Regions from separate parts of the Homo sapiens genome. Here region 1 is linked to region 2. A link is a contact called in ENCODE Hi-C or POLR2A ChIA-PET data. All regions are on one chromosome and are shown on one strand. Each heading gives the region's core, a stretch centred on a gene start or an enhancer-like site at or near the end of the contact. The rest is flanking DNA. Distances are from core to core; before and after follow the strand shown. Region 1 holds the start of MRPL40 (mitochondrial ribosomal protein L40). Region 2 holds the start of CLDN5 (claudin 5).

What was found. Hi-C counts contacts between places; a loop is a spot of excess contacts on that map. ChIA-PET counts read pairs that join two places held with the same protein, here RNA polymerase II (POLR2A). Pooled maps may share reads with other maps.
Region 1: a pooled map shows a loop between it and region 2 (2.1-fold over the local background). The contact joins the promoter of MRPL40 here to the promoter of CLDN5 in region 2. A Hi-C loop is called at or near these places in 2 of 50 pooled maps. POLR2A ChIA-PET finds 5 or more read pairs at or near these places in 6 of 52 experiments (A549, A673, GM12878 and 3 more).

What each region holds. Positions count from the first base shown.
Region 1 is chr22:19,427,856-19,435,208 of GRCh38, forward strand. MRPL40 (mitochondrial ribosomal protein L40) reads left to right here and starts at 4,690. Exons shown (of 4, transcript NM_003776.4): 1 at 4,690-4,752; 2 at 5,410-5,493; 3 at 6,881-7,039. The coding sequence starts at 4,700. It overlaps HIRA (histone cell cycle regulator), which reads right to left and starts at 3,878. Exons shown (of 25, transcript NM_003325.4): 1 at 3,585-3,878. The coding sequence starts at 3,621. RefSeq lists enhancers at 2,345-2,474, 2,715-2,784, 2,733-3,480 and silencers at 3,765-4,164, 4,455-4,764.
Region 2 is chr22:19,519,694-19,526,363 of GRCh38, forward strand. CLDN5 (claudin 5) reads right to left here and starts at 4,717. Exons shown (of 1, transcript NM_001363066.2): 1 at 3,334-4,717. The coding sequence starts at 4,562. The coding sequence ends at 3,906. It overlaps CDC45 (cell division cycle 45), which reads left to right. Exons shown (of 19, transcript NM_003504.5): 19 at 788-915. RefSeq lists an enhancer at 2,400-3,332.

The DNA of each region.
Region 1 (7,353 bases), core at 3,440-5,939, 92 kb before region 2:
TAAAACCAGAAACCTAGTTGTTTTTACTTTCTGACCTTAACCTAACTTAGAAATAAAGCTTATTTTGGTCAATTCTAAAATAAAATATATAGAGAATACTGTATCCAAGAACACGAAGTAAAATGTGTATGTATGAACAATAACTGACACATCTTCTATATAAATGATAGCTATTATATTTCAATTTAACAATCTTTTATATTTGGTCCCAGGATAAAATGGAAGAGGTAAGTCTTATTTTACCAAGGCCCAGAAGTAGAGTTATAAGTCCAAGAATTTACAGCTAGTAAATGATGCAGTTTTGAACCCAGTCTGATTCCACATTCAAGGCTCATTTCACTACAACGTGACAACTTCAAGATTAACTTATTGATAACCTTAGACAAGTGCTTCTCAATTGGGGGTGATTTTGGCTACCAATGGACATTGGCAATGACTGGAGATATTTTTGGTTGATACAACTAGAAGTTGTATCAACTTACTCTAAGAAGGTGTTTGTGAAGTGCTACTGGCATCTGGTGGGTAGAGGCCAAGGATACTAGAAACATTCTATAACATAGATGACAATCACACAATTTTATGGCCCAAAATGTCAACCTGCTGAAGTTGGGAAACCCTACCTTAGAGGTGTCTCTATTATCAGCCAAGAAAATGAAGACCAAAGTACACCCACATTTCAATAAATACTTCTTCTCCTGTTCTAGCTACCCTCTCCACTTTGAATGGATTCCCTGCCACACCAGAGAAAAATGCTGAGCTGTCTGCTACTTCCCCCTTTAGACTCTCGAAAAACAGAAAAAGTATGTTCATGCTGGGTGCAGTGGCTCACGCCTGTAGTCCCAGCTACTCAGGATGCTGAGGCAGGAAGATCCCTTGAGCCCAGGTATTTGAGTCTAGCCTGGGCAACACTGCAAGATCCCATTTCTATTAAAAAAAAAAGTTATGTTTGTGCTTCACAAAATTGGAGACATGAATATAGAACAAGGAAGCCAGAAAGTGCAATGATGGCTTTACAAAAGCAAGCACAATTTTACTGGCCACTACCCACCCCTCAGGCTTCCGGCTGAGCAGCCCCTGCTCCCAGCAGCCACCAATACTCCTACAGTATTTAAAGGCCTGCTCGGTAGTGATTCAGACCAGCATCATCTCCTCCAGGGCAGTGGTAATTTACCTCTTGACAGTCCTTCTGAACATTCCATGAGATTTTAAAAGAAAGGAAATTTAACAAAGAACAAGTTTAAAAGAAGTTAAATCCCATCCTGCCAGAGTTGCCATATCTTTTTTTTTTTTTTTTTTTTTTTTTGAGATGGAGTCTCACTGTCATCAGGCTGGAGTGCAGTGGCGCGATCTCGGCTCACTGCAACCTCTACCTCCCGGGCTCAAGCGATTCTCCTGTCTCAGCCTCCCGAGTAGTTGGGACTACAGGTGCGTACCACCACGCCCAGCTAATTTTTGTATTTTTAGTAGAGACGGGGTTTCACCATGTTGGCCAGGATGGTCTCGATCTCTTGACCTCGTGATCCACCTGCCTCAGCCTCCCAAAGTGCTGGGATTACAGGCATGTGCCACCGTGCCCAGCCTCTTTTTATTATTACTTATTATCTCAGATTTCTAAAGCACTTAACAGTTTGGGGAGCATTTTTATATCTACGCTCCCAACTGAGTATCACAAGCATACTATGAAGTGGTTAGAGTAGATATTATCATGCTCCATTCTAGGGCTGTAGAGAGGCCCTCAGCAATAAGGGCCACTGTTGTGCTTGCTCTGCCAGGCTGATGCACTTGGCTGCTGATCTGAGTGTAGTCTCTTATTCATTTGTACCTAGTTCGTCACTTAAGCATCTTGACTTACTTATGTTTACATAGCATAAAACTTTTGGCCTACAAAGGAGCTTATCAAAAAGGAACAAGTTATATGACAGTAGAAGAGAGGCTGGAGAAGGGTAGGCTATTCACAAAAACTGATTTAGGTAAAGCATTTTAAAATAAAAATTCTATCAGACCTTCACACAGTAAACTAGTTCATAATAACATTTTTCCTTTCCTAATCACAAGCATCATAATTCATAATTACAATATTTGTCCAGTTCTCCAGGGAAAGATCTGCACAGTACACATCAGGAAATGCTCTTGGAGATCAACAGGAGAAATGAAACTAAAACTCAAGGCTTCGGCTTTCATGCACAGTAAACCTAACTTCATCTTGATAAATTATGAAAACCTCAGCTTTCTTACCTGTTTTAGCCAATATTTATCACATACCCATCATGTGGAAGAGGTTGTTCAATGCAGTAGGGCATACAGAAGGGACTGAGGCAGTCCCTACCCTGGGGGCATATGGAAAGTACCCTCACACCTTCCATGCCAGGCAAAACACACAGACAGTGATACAGCACATCTACCGGGGTAACTCAGGATGAACAGTTTCAAAAGAAACACGTGAACCTAGTCCCTGAAAAATGGGAAAGATGTCACACAAGATGGAAGGAGAGAGAGGTGGCAGGAGGAGAACACACACATGATCAGTTCAGTTTAGTTGTGGTAGTAGAGAGCATCCTGGGACCAAATTCAAAACGAAAAAGCCACATGTTAAAATATCTATTCTCGCTCCTAAAGAAAACGGTAGCACCCTGTAGTCGCACTGCAAAGTAGAAATGAGGAACAAGACAGCATCAGGGTGACCCTTTGCCTGTCAACAGTCAGACAGGCCAGAATCAGGCCCTGGGCTGGAGGAGTCTCCCTGGGTTGATTTCTGTGCTACAGTGCTGTCAGCAGAGTGGGGTGGGGGAGGGGGAGGCGCGCTTTTTTCATCTACCCGGGGAGCAAACACCAACTCCTGCAGCAGTTCTGCCAACAAGGCAGAACTATGACGAAACTGATTACCACTAGCCTCTCTGTATCAGAGTCAAGATATGGGGTGGATGAGTCCGTTCCCCAAGGGTGTGCTTTGGAGCCACTGCCACAGAGCTAAGAAGCCCCTCTGCTAGAACACACCTGTGCCCTATCTGCCCAACCCTAGTTCACCCTGATGTCCCAGCTCAGCATTAATCGTGGATCCTTCGCGGGGGCCCGGGGCCCCCAAACCCTCCTATTTAGGGACCACAATTCCCCAACTGGGGGCACTGTCCCCAGATCCAGAGGGGCAGTAACAGTCCCTCTTGCAGATTTCGGATCTTCATCCTGCCACTGAAAGGCCACAAGGGGGATTTCATCCCGGTTTCACCTTCAGGACCGTCTGAGCACTTCTCGGGCGATGCAGACCAGTGGAAGGCACTGGCTGGCACCAAGGCCCGCTCCTGGGAGCCAGGCCGCGGCCCCTCCAAGGACCACAGGTGGGCAGCGGAAGACTCAGAGCAAGAGCCAGGGGCGAAGATGGCCCTCGCTGCGGTCAACCCGGAGCACGTGCTGGGGCTCACCAGCCTCTCCGCGCTGAGGACAAAGTCCGCTCCCGCCGGCTTCTTGGCTTGGGCACCGGGTACCGGGCGTCAGGGGCGAGACAGGCAGGACTTGCGCGCGCCCCGACTCGACTCCAGACCCCGACCCGACTCCGGGCTCGGCCTCCCGCGACCCCTGCGCGCACTCACCATTGTGGTTGACCCAGGTCGGCTTCAGGAGCTTCATTGTTCGGCCGCCGCCGCCGCCGGGCTGAGGCGAGCGCCGGGTCCCTCAGCGCGCCCGGGCCATGGAGCCACCGCCGCCGCTTCCTCCCGCGCCACCCGCCCTCCGGCCGCCGCCCGCCCCGCGCCCTCAGGGCCGCCGCGCCATCGCCGGCCCGCGCCCCCCTCCGCCGCCACAGCCGCCACCCGCGCTCGGCCGCCGCCGCCGCCACCACAGCCGCATCCCCTGCGCCGCTCCTCCTCAGGCGGCTCCCGGGCAACGCCGGAAGTCACGGCGCGCACCTGCCAAATCGCCCCGGCGGGAAACCGCTCCCCACGCGGACTGGGCCGCCCCGGCTCCTCCGCTGGCAGGGGCTTCGGGTCGGGCCCGGGCGCGGGCGCCCCAGAAAGGGCGGTTCGCCTGGACGGCGGACAGCGAGCGGGGCCTGCAGTTGCAACCCGGGCCGCCCGCAGAGGCAGGCGGGGCCCAGGTGGCGTGGACCGCCCGTCACCAGCTCTGCCTCGCCAGTCTGAGTCCGACTTATTAACTAGCTTCCGTCATTCATCAACACGCGCTATTGGGCATCTTGCGAGCGCCGGGCTCCGCGCCGGCGCCGGAATGCGATCCGGGCTTCGGACTCGAACGAATGCGGGGGACGAGCCAACCCTGGTGGGGGAGGCTGGGGCGGACGCGTTTATTAGAAGATCGGGGCCGTTTGCCTAGACATGAACATTTGGACTCGGAGGAGCAGAGGGACGCCCCCTCGGCCGCTCCGGCTGCACTGCGGAGCCGAGGCCCGCGCGAGGGCGCAGACCGACCAACCGGCTAGGGCCTGACTGGCTAGACTGTGCCCGCTGCAGAGGCGCGCTCCCAGCACAGGGCGGGGACGGAAGGGAGGACCCCGAGCCGCGTGAAACGCAAGGCCCTCGTGTGTGCGCAGCTGACACCCTAGGCGGGGCTGCGTCGGGGGCGGGGACAGGCGCGTCCCAGCCCACGCAGCCGGAACGCCTGAGCGCTGGGCGCCTGGTCTGCCGGACCTCAGCAGGGGGCACCGCGGGCCGGACTGTGGAGGGGCGCACGCCCGGAAGCGGCGAGGGTAGCCATGACGGCCTCCGTGCTGCGAAGTATCTCGCTAGCCCTGCGCCCGACTAGCGGGTGAGTGCGGACGCTGGCCGGATAGCGGAGTGCCCAGGGCGCGTGCGGGGTCTTCGCGACTGTCCGCCAGGACTCGCCTGTGCTCCCTGCTCGCCTCCCAGTCCACGAATATCTCAGGGATGAGCCATCTGGTCGTGACTCTTATGCATGAAAATCTGAGCACCCTGGCGAGCAGCGGTCCTGCTTAAGTCCTCTGTGGTCTGAACGAAAGATTTTGAAAAACCTTCCACGTTGACCTTGCTGTCATATCAAGTAGTTAGAAGTGCCCCGGGTTTGGGAGCATTGCAATTTTTTATTTTCCTGTGAAGTGGGAGAGAATCAGATATTTATTTATTTATTTGAGACAGAGTCTCGCTCTGTCGCCCAGGCTGGAGTGCAGTGGCGCGATTTCGGCTCACTGCAACCTCTGCCTCCCGGGTTCAAGCAGTTCTGCCCCGGCCTCCCGAGTAGCTCGGATTACAGGCGCCCAACACCACGCCCGGCTAATTTTTGTATTTTTAGTAGAGACGGGGTTTCACCATGTTGGCCAGGCTGGTCTTGAACTCCTGACCTCGCGATCCACCCGCCTCGGCCTCCCAAAGTGCTGGGATTACAGACGTGAGCAACCGCGCCTAGCCTGGAGAAGCAGATATTTATACATACTCTTGTATCTTTCAGGCTTCTGGGAACTTGGCAGACGCAGCTTAGAGAGACTCACCAGCGAGCGTCATTGTTGTCTTTCTGGGAACTCATTCCCATGAGGTAAAACTCAATCGAGGGCCTGACCTCTGGGGGTAAAGGTGTCAGTCTATGTGTAGAGAACAAAGCAAGAATGCTGGATGTGTGGTTTGCAAAATTAACAGCCTACAAAGTTTCTCAGTTAAATTTAGGCCGATGCTTTTCTGTTTTTCCAACATTTTCCAAACCATAGATTGTTGTTTGTAATTTTTAAAATTTGAGCAGTTTCTCAAGAAGTAAGTATTCTCCTTGAAGGGATTCTTGTGTGTTTTAAAGGACACAGCTTAAGTTTCTGTTTCTCCATGACCCTTCCTCTTCCCTGCCCATTCGGAGGCCCTGGAGAGTGTGGGGAAGATGCAAGTATTAAAGGTATTTCCATCTGGCACTCTCGACTCTTTGTAGATACTTGATTCAGTCAATCTTGATAGTAAAGGATTTGATTTTTCTTTTTTTTTTGAGATGGAGTCTCACTGTGTCACCCAGGCTGGAGTGCAGTGGTGTGACCTCGGATCACTGCAACCTTCGCCTCCTGGGTTAAACTAATTCTCCTGCCTCAGCCTCCCAAGTAGCTGGGATTACAGGCGCCCACTACCACGCCCGGCTAATTTTTGTGTTTTTAGTAGAGACGGGGTTTCACCATGTTGGATGTTGGTCAGGCTGGTCTCGAACTCCTGATCTCAGGTGATCCACCCACCTCAGCACCCAAAGTGCTGGGATTACAGGCCTGAGCCACCGCACCCAGTCCACAAATCAATTTTAATAGTAATAAGCTTCTAATCTAACAGTTTGGTATTTTCACTTTTGAGTGTAATCCCAAGGCACACCTGAATCCCAGCAATAAAGAGGAACACTTCCCGATTTTATACCCTGATGCCTCTTGTTGCTTTTGTACTTTTTTTTTTTTTTTTTTTTTTTTGAGACAGAGTCTCGCTCTGTTACCCAAGCTGGAGTGCAGTGGCGCGATCTTGTCCTACTGCAACCTCCGCCTCCCAGGCTCAAGTGATTCTCCTGCCTCAGCTTCCCGAGAAGCTGGGATTACAGGTGCGCACCACCACACCCAGCTAATTTTTGTATTTTTAGTAGAGACAGGGTTTCGCCATGTTGACCAGGCTGGTCTCGAACTCCTGACCTTGGGCAATCTGCCCGCCTTTGCCTCCCAAAGTGCTGGGATTACAGGCCTGAGCCACTGCACCCGGCTGCTTTTGTACTATTTCTTGTAATTGATGGCACCTACACAGTTCTCACAAGTACTGTGGGGTGGAGTACCTCCTCACCACGCTGAGCTCATGAGTTAGTCATGCACAGCTCCTTCCCCCAGTGGAGAGGTCAGTATGGGGTACTTACCATCTTGTCTCTCAGTAGGTTCATGAGACCAAAGAGGAAAATGTTTAATATTTGCTTTATCTATTAGATCAGAACCTCTTCGAAAAAAGAAGAAGGTAGATCCTAAAAAAGACCAAGAAGCAAAGGAGCGCTTGAAAAGGAAGATCCGAAAACTGGAAAAGGCTACTCAAGAGCTAATTCCTATTGAAGATTTTATTACCCCTCTAAAGTTCTTGGATAAAGCAAGGTAAGGATCCTTCTCTAGGGATGAAGTCCTCAGGACAAAGGAGTAATATCAACTTCAGGTAGTTGTGTCTGTAGTTCACACCTGTGATAGTCATTGGTCAGTAGGCTTGAGCTGACTTGGCCCTAATGAGTCCTTGCTCCTTTTGGAAGCAGGAGAAAGCATCCTTGGGTGGTACTCTTGAATGGCTCTGGGTGGGAAAGAACCTAAGACATCTAATAATCCAGATGCTTAAGCACTGCTCTGGAGTTCATGTTGTTGCTGTCATGCATGAGGAGTCTTGGCTGTTTCTGATCCCTTGGGCCTGGAGTCTGAAG
Region 2 (6,670 bases), core at 3,467-5,966:
CCGTCCGTCCATCCATCCATCTGTCCATCCCTCCAGGGGCAAGCACCTGTTCTCCTGTTGGGGCTGGAGTGGGGGTTTCTGCTGACAACAGCATAGGGGGCCTCAGGGACCCCACAGTTCCTCTCAGGGTGGCCTGGGCTACATGGGGCCCATTTTGGGCGCGGGGCTCTGAGTCAGACCCTCGGGGTTTTTGGCAAGTTCTGTAGGGTCATCAGCAGTGACCTTGGGCCAGCCACCTAATCAGGCTTAGCCTGTTTCCTCATCCAAAAATGGGGCCCACTCTCTCCTTAGACGATGAGTGTGAGCATCACAGGACTGCATAGGGTGGGGCGGAGGCAGAGGTGGGGCTCTCTGGCAGTGGAGTGGGTGCTAGAGGCAAACCCCTCCCCTGCAGCCTGCTTGGTGGTGATGTTATGCTGCTGTGTGTCCTTCCACTGAGGCAGGGGCACAGGTGGCCTGGGCTAGGAGGGCTGAGCAGCAGAGTGCCGAGGGATGGAGGGAGAGCCCCCATGGGAGGGTGCCAGGGGGCTGGCTGAGCAGCTGGGCGGGGTCCGTGAGGTAAGAAGGTGCCCGGGCCAGGGGGCAGGAGCTCTGATGTAGGACAGCTCAGCCCAGTCAAGGGGTGCTATGAGGACAGCAGGGGCCTCCGAGTCTGGGGTGGCCTCACCCCCACAAGCAGTCCTGGCTACTCAGCAGCACTACCCAGAGGGGACGCCTGGGCAGTTTCTTCAATTCGGTGGCACATCAACATCGTTTGAAACTTGTTTTTTCTTGTTTTGTTTTCTAGAATTTGATTCTTCCAGAATGACCTTCTTATTTATGTAACTGGCTTTCATTTAGATTGTAAGTTATGGACATGATTTGAGATGTAGAAGCCATTTTTTATTAAATAAAATGCTTATTTTAGGCTCCGTCCCCATTGTGGCTCTGGTCTCGAGGCCAGTGCTTGAGTGTGCTCTGAGCCTTCTGTGGGTCTTGGGCCCCAGGAGCCCTCAGTGCCTGGCAGGAAATCAGCATGGGGATTGGCCCCAAGGACAAGATCTCCTTACTCTGTCCTCCAGGCCCTCCGGGTGGCAGTGGACAGAGGTCAGGACCCCTCGGCATCCCCGCCTCCTCATAGCACCTGCACCGGCCACTGCCTGGTGGTGCCAGCCAGCACCTGGCTCTGTCCACCTACCACTTCCTCTGGTCCACCTGGCCTCAGCCACATAGCAAGTCCACCCTCTCAGCCATCCCTCCACCTGTGGGTCTCACCATCCAGCACTCTTTTCCAGGTCTTTGAAGGCAGGAGTGATTTGGGTAGGTTTTAAGTCAGTGGGGAAAAGCTCAGAAAGAGTGGCCTGGAAAAGAGCACACAGGTAGGTGGGGCTGGTCTTGGTGCAGCCCTTGGCAAAGGGCAGTGGGCACAAAAGGGTGAGAGCTGGACTGGAGGCTGGGCCCCTCCCCTCACCTCTGGTGGTTTGCACAGCTTCCCGGGACCCTTGAGCTGCCTACCCTGGCCATTTGGGAAAATTCAAAGGCTGTGCAGCTTCCTTTCCATGCCCTTTCTTTCCTTTTTTTGAGACAGAGTCTCGCTCTGTCACCAGACTAGAGTGCAGTTGGTGCGATCTCGGCACACTGCAACCTCTGCCTCCCGAGTTCAAGTGGTTCTCCTGTCTCAGCCTCCCGAGTAGCTGGGATTACAGGCACACACCACCACGCCCAGCTAATTTTTGTATTTTTAGTACAGACGGGTGTCACCACGTTGGCCAGAATGGTCTTGATGTCCTGACCCTGTGATCCGCCCACGTCGGCCTTCCAAAGTGCTGGGATTACAGGCGTGAGCCACCGTGCCCAGCCCCGTGCCTGTCCTTTCTTAGGAAAAGGCTTTCTTAGGAATGCCCTCCCAGGCAGCCTTGGGCCTCAGCTTCTGACCAAACACACCAGACCTGGTACTACCCAGTCCCGGTGGCCAGGTGCAAGAGTGTAAGGACCATTGTTTTTGGCTCTGCCCAGGGCCACAGCTCTGGGATCACACACTCCCAAGCTTGGGGACTATTCTTGGTCCCTGTTGTACAGGCCCAGGTGGGGTACAGGTCAGGCCTGCTGAGGACCTCTGCACCGTGGGGCCCCTCTCCCTGTAACTCATCCCACCGGCTGGTTCCACAGCAGCTCCCAGGAAGCTGCCACACATTCCAGCAGCTGCCCTAAGCCACTCTGAGCCTGCATTCTTGGGGTTCTCCCACTGCTCCATGATGGTAGCCTGGCCAGACCTAGGAGACTCCCTGCCACTGGATGTGGCCCAGACATTTCTGGGCAGGGCCCCCAAGTCCAGTTTGGGGCAGATACCAAGTCTCCCTTCCGGCTGGGCTTAGAGCTCTTCCCTGCAGCATGCCCCCTTCATCAGCTGCTCTCTTCTGCTTCTAGCTTTATGTCAAATGTCAAAAATGTGTTAATTCAAAGTGCCTAGAACAAGGCTAAAAACAGTGAGCTCTCAGTGGCTATGTTAGATGGCTCTAGACACCCCCATTCCGAGGTGCCTGGCAGGGGCCAGCACTGACTCCCAGGCCACACAGCCCCTGGAGGAGGAAGGTTACCCAGAGTGCCCCCAGCAGGGGCTGGCACAGGTGCTGGTTGTGAGCACCATTCTGGGCAGGCTGCCAGGCCAGCAGGGTGGGTACAGGCTCTGTAGGGAGCTGCGCTGGGACTGGCAGAGGAGCCAGGACGAGGGGCTAGAGCCAAGCTGTGGTACTCCAGGCAACCAGCTGCCAGCACCTCCTCCCATGGCAACCCTACTGTTGACCGGCGTGTCCTGCATTCACCCCTGTTCCTGCCCCACCCACCATTGGAAAGGGCCTGGTCGGGGATTCTACAGACCTCTGTGGCCACTTGATGGGGCTTGGGACTAGGCAAGCCCTGAGAGGGCAGTGGAAAACCTCACCCTGTGCTGTGTGGGGCTTGGCCCTTTCTGGGAGAAGCCAGCGGCCTGGCTGCTCACCCCCAGCACTTCCCACACCGCAGGACCCCCACTCACCAGCCTGTGTTGAGGGCGCTTCACCCCGCATCTTCTGCTGGGGTCTGCCGCTGCCCCCGCCCCTGTCCCATCCCGGGCCCCAGGGCCCCATGACGCAGCAGCTCTTCTGACCGCAGATCCCGCCTTTCTGGGCTGTAGTAAGTGGTGGCTGTGTCTCCCACCTGGTGGGAAGGTGGCAGGGAGGATGGGGAAAAGAGCCCCAGCCTCCAGCCCTGGGAGGAGGTCTCCACAGGAGTCCTTGGGAGGGCGGGGCTGGTGGGTGATGAATGGGGCTGCTGGACACGGAAGATGGCTGGACAGAGAACAGGACACAGGTGGGAGAGAGTTCAAACCATTTACTAAGCAGATTCTTAGCCTTCCCACTCCCGCCCTCTCTCAAGCTCCGGTGCCCACAAGCCTTGCCTGGGGAGATGCTGGAGTGAGACCGGGAGGTCCAGGCCAAGTCACTGGTCCCTGGGCTCGGGCCCTGCCGATGGAGTAAAGACCAGCTGTACACATCTTCCGGTGGGGGCCCTGGGCTCTGCATCCGCCCCTCCGAAGTCAGCAGGAGCCTCTGGGAAGTAAGGCAGCAGCCAAGACCCCCAGCGTCTTGGAGGGGAAGCGAAATCCTCAGTCTGACACCCGCTCTGCCTATGGAAACAGCGCCGCGCACAGAAAAGGAAACTTCATTCCGTCTGTTAAGGGCAGGGCCGGGCTAGTGGCAGGAGAAGGTCAGCTGCGGGCGCAGGCAGGAGCGGATCCAGGAGCCGCGTCGGGGCGCAGAGCCGGACGTTCCGAGGAGCCTGCGCGCCGCGCTACCCGGCGGAAGCCGCGGTCCATGCGGGGCTCCCCAGGCTTATCCAACGCCTCGCAGGCGTGGCTGGCAGGAGGGGCCCGGCCGTGCCCAGCGCCCTCAGACGTAGTTCTTCTTGTCGTAGTCGCCGGTGGCCGTGGGCCGCCGCGGCGCTGAGTACTTCACGGGGAAGCTGAGGTCGGGACGGCCGGTGCAGACCCAGGCGCCGCAGCACAAGAGGCAGCCGCCTACCATGAGCAGCGCGGTGGCCGCCCAGCCGATGTACAGCGCTGCGCCCAGCTCGTACTTCTGCGACACGGGCACAGACGGGTCGTAAAACTCGCGGACGACAATGTTGGCGAACCAGCAGAGTGGCACGAGCGCCAGCAGCCCGCAAAACAGGTAGAGCACGCCTCCCGTGAGGGCCACACGCGCCTTGGCCGGGCCCGGGGCCACGCAGGTGGTGCACTGCGCGCCCGCCAGGGTCACGAAGAGCGCAACGAACGCCAGCAGCACGGCGCTCACGGTGAGCGCCCGCGCCGCCTGCACCTCGGTGCTCAGAGCCAGCACCGAGTCGTACACTTTGCACTGCATGTGCCCGGTGCTCTGCACCACGCACGACATCCACAGCCCCTTCCAGGTGGTCTGCGCCGTCACGATGTTGTGGTCCAGGAAGGCGGTCACCTGCCACATGGGCAGCCCGCACGCCAGGATCAGACCCCCCCAGCCCACCAGGCACAGCACCAGGCCCAGGATCTCCAACGCTGCGGACCCCATGGCTAGAGGCGAGACGCGCACCCGAAGGCCCGCAGAACCCCCAAGGCCGTGCTGCGCGGCGCCCTGGGCGGGCCCTGGTGCCTTTGCGCCCGCGCTCCCGGCTCTTGGCCCCAGTCCGTTTGCCCCGCGGGTCTGTCGCACCTCCTGGGTCTGCCAGCTCCTGCCGGGGGGTACCCTCTTTGAAGGTTCGGGGGCGGATTCTGTCCCCCGGGCCCGGCCCCCCGGCCCGAAGCAGCCAATCCGTGCGCGGGTCATCGTGCCGCAGCCAATCACAGAGCCTCTGGCAGCTGAAGTTAGGGAAACAACGGCTCTTGAGGGGTAGCTGAGGGCGCGGGACCGCTCCCCGCCCGGCAGCCGCCCCCAGCCCCACCCGCCGTTGTCCTAGTCGCGGCCGAGCGCATTCTGGGCTGGCCTAGGGCGCGCTTCTTGGGCCGCCTCCCTGCGCGTCCCGGCCCCGTCACTTCAGAAGGCGCTCGACCCCCAGTCTGCACCACCCAGTCCACTCCCACATCCCCGACTGAGCCGGGTGGTCTCTTCCACTCGAGCCAGCTCCACTTCCCTGACCAAGGTTTGCAGAAGCCCCCCACCCCGTCACCGCCGTAGAGGCCCTCGTAGGGGGGCTCTCCAGAAAGCCCGCCCCGGGGTCCAAGCCCCACCCAGGCCCTTTCTCGCACTCTCACTCTCCAGCCCCGCTCTGAGTCCCAGCACTGTCTCTCTCATCCCATGGCAAACAGAGAGGCCAGGCAGGCGTGTGGAGGTCAGGCCCAGGGCCCCAGCCTCACCCCCCATGCCACTCACTGCCTCTCTGGAGCCTGAGTCTCTGGCAAAAAGCGGTGGCACAGGGGCTTTCCCCCTGCCTGGCGACCCCCACTCTCCCAAGCCGCAGGGGCTTCCCAGACCTCTCAATCTTCACAGGGGCTGCTCCTCTTCCTGCGGTACTGCCCGCACCCCATCCTTGGGGGCCCAGTTCAGGTGACACCACTTCAGGAAGTTCCCAGTGACCCAGCACACTGGGTGTAGCACCCAGGGGCAGTGGTGGCCCCAGGCCTAGCAGCCTGCTCTGGCCTTCAGACAGGAGAGACAAAGGGACACGGAGGGGCTGTGCCCTGCCCTCCCACCAGTGGCGATGGTGTCCCTGGCACCCCAGCCCCCAGGCCACCCTCCGGAAGCCAACTTGGAGTTTCCTGGCCAGGAGGAAGAGCCCCCATCCTTGCTGGAGGAGGGAGGCGCGGGATTTCCGGGCATTCTTCTGCACAATGGCCCAGCCATTTCTCGAAAGGTCCACTGGTGTGGACACTCCGGGCCCCCTGAGGCTCAGGTGGGGGCACGCGGCTCCAAAACCCACAGCCCCATGGGGGCACCAGCCCCTTTCTAGTAGTTCTTTCCCCAGTCTCTCTCGGCCCCTTTGTTTCCAGTAAAGTTTGAACTCCAGGCCCTGGACTGAGGCCACTGGGTGCCCAGTTCTTTTATCTGGTCTGTGCTCAGTTCCATTGGACAGGGCCCTCCATAGAAAAAGTATGGCACTGAGGCTGGTCACAGATGTGGGAGGTTTGATGACTTTCTCCCTCCTGGGGCCCGGTTCCCTTCTCCCCCTTCAGATGGCTCTGAGATGGTAAATGAGATAAGGCCAGCGTCTGGCTCACCTAGTGTGGGGAGGTTCTGAAGGCAAGTGTGCCCAGCCCTGAGGCTGGAAGGAAATCATACCCTCTTTGCTCAGCCCCACGTGGCCTCTCCCCACCAGGTATGGCTCTGAGGACCACTGCCTTCTCCCAGCTATCACTTTAGTCACTGCCTTCCTCCTGCTGCAGACCCATGGGCCATGCCCCTTCCTCTACAGACCCTCCTGGACATCTCCTCCTCTGTGTACTCCAGGGGTACAGCTGACCCACCCACCCTCTCACTCTTACTACCCCCTAACCCAAGCCCAGGGAACTTCCCCAGATCCCCCTACTCCCAGCCCTTCCATGCCACCATCTTCCTGGGATGACTGCTGCGGCCTCCTCAGGTCATCAGGGACCTGCCCTTGCCCAGCTAGGCCACCCACCCCACCAGGCCCCTCTCCTGGGCCTCACCCTACCTAAGACCCTCCATGGCTCACATTGCCCATG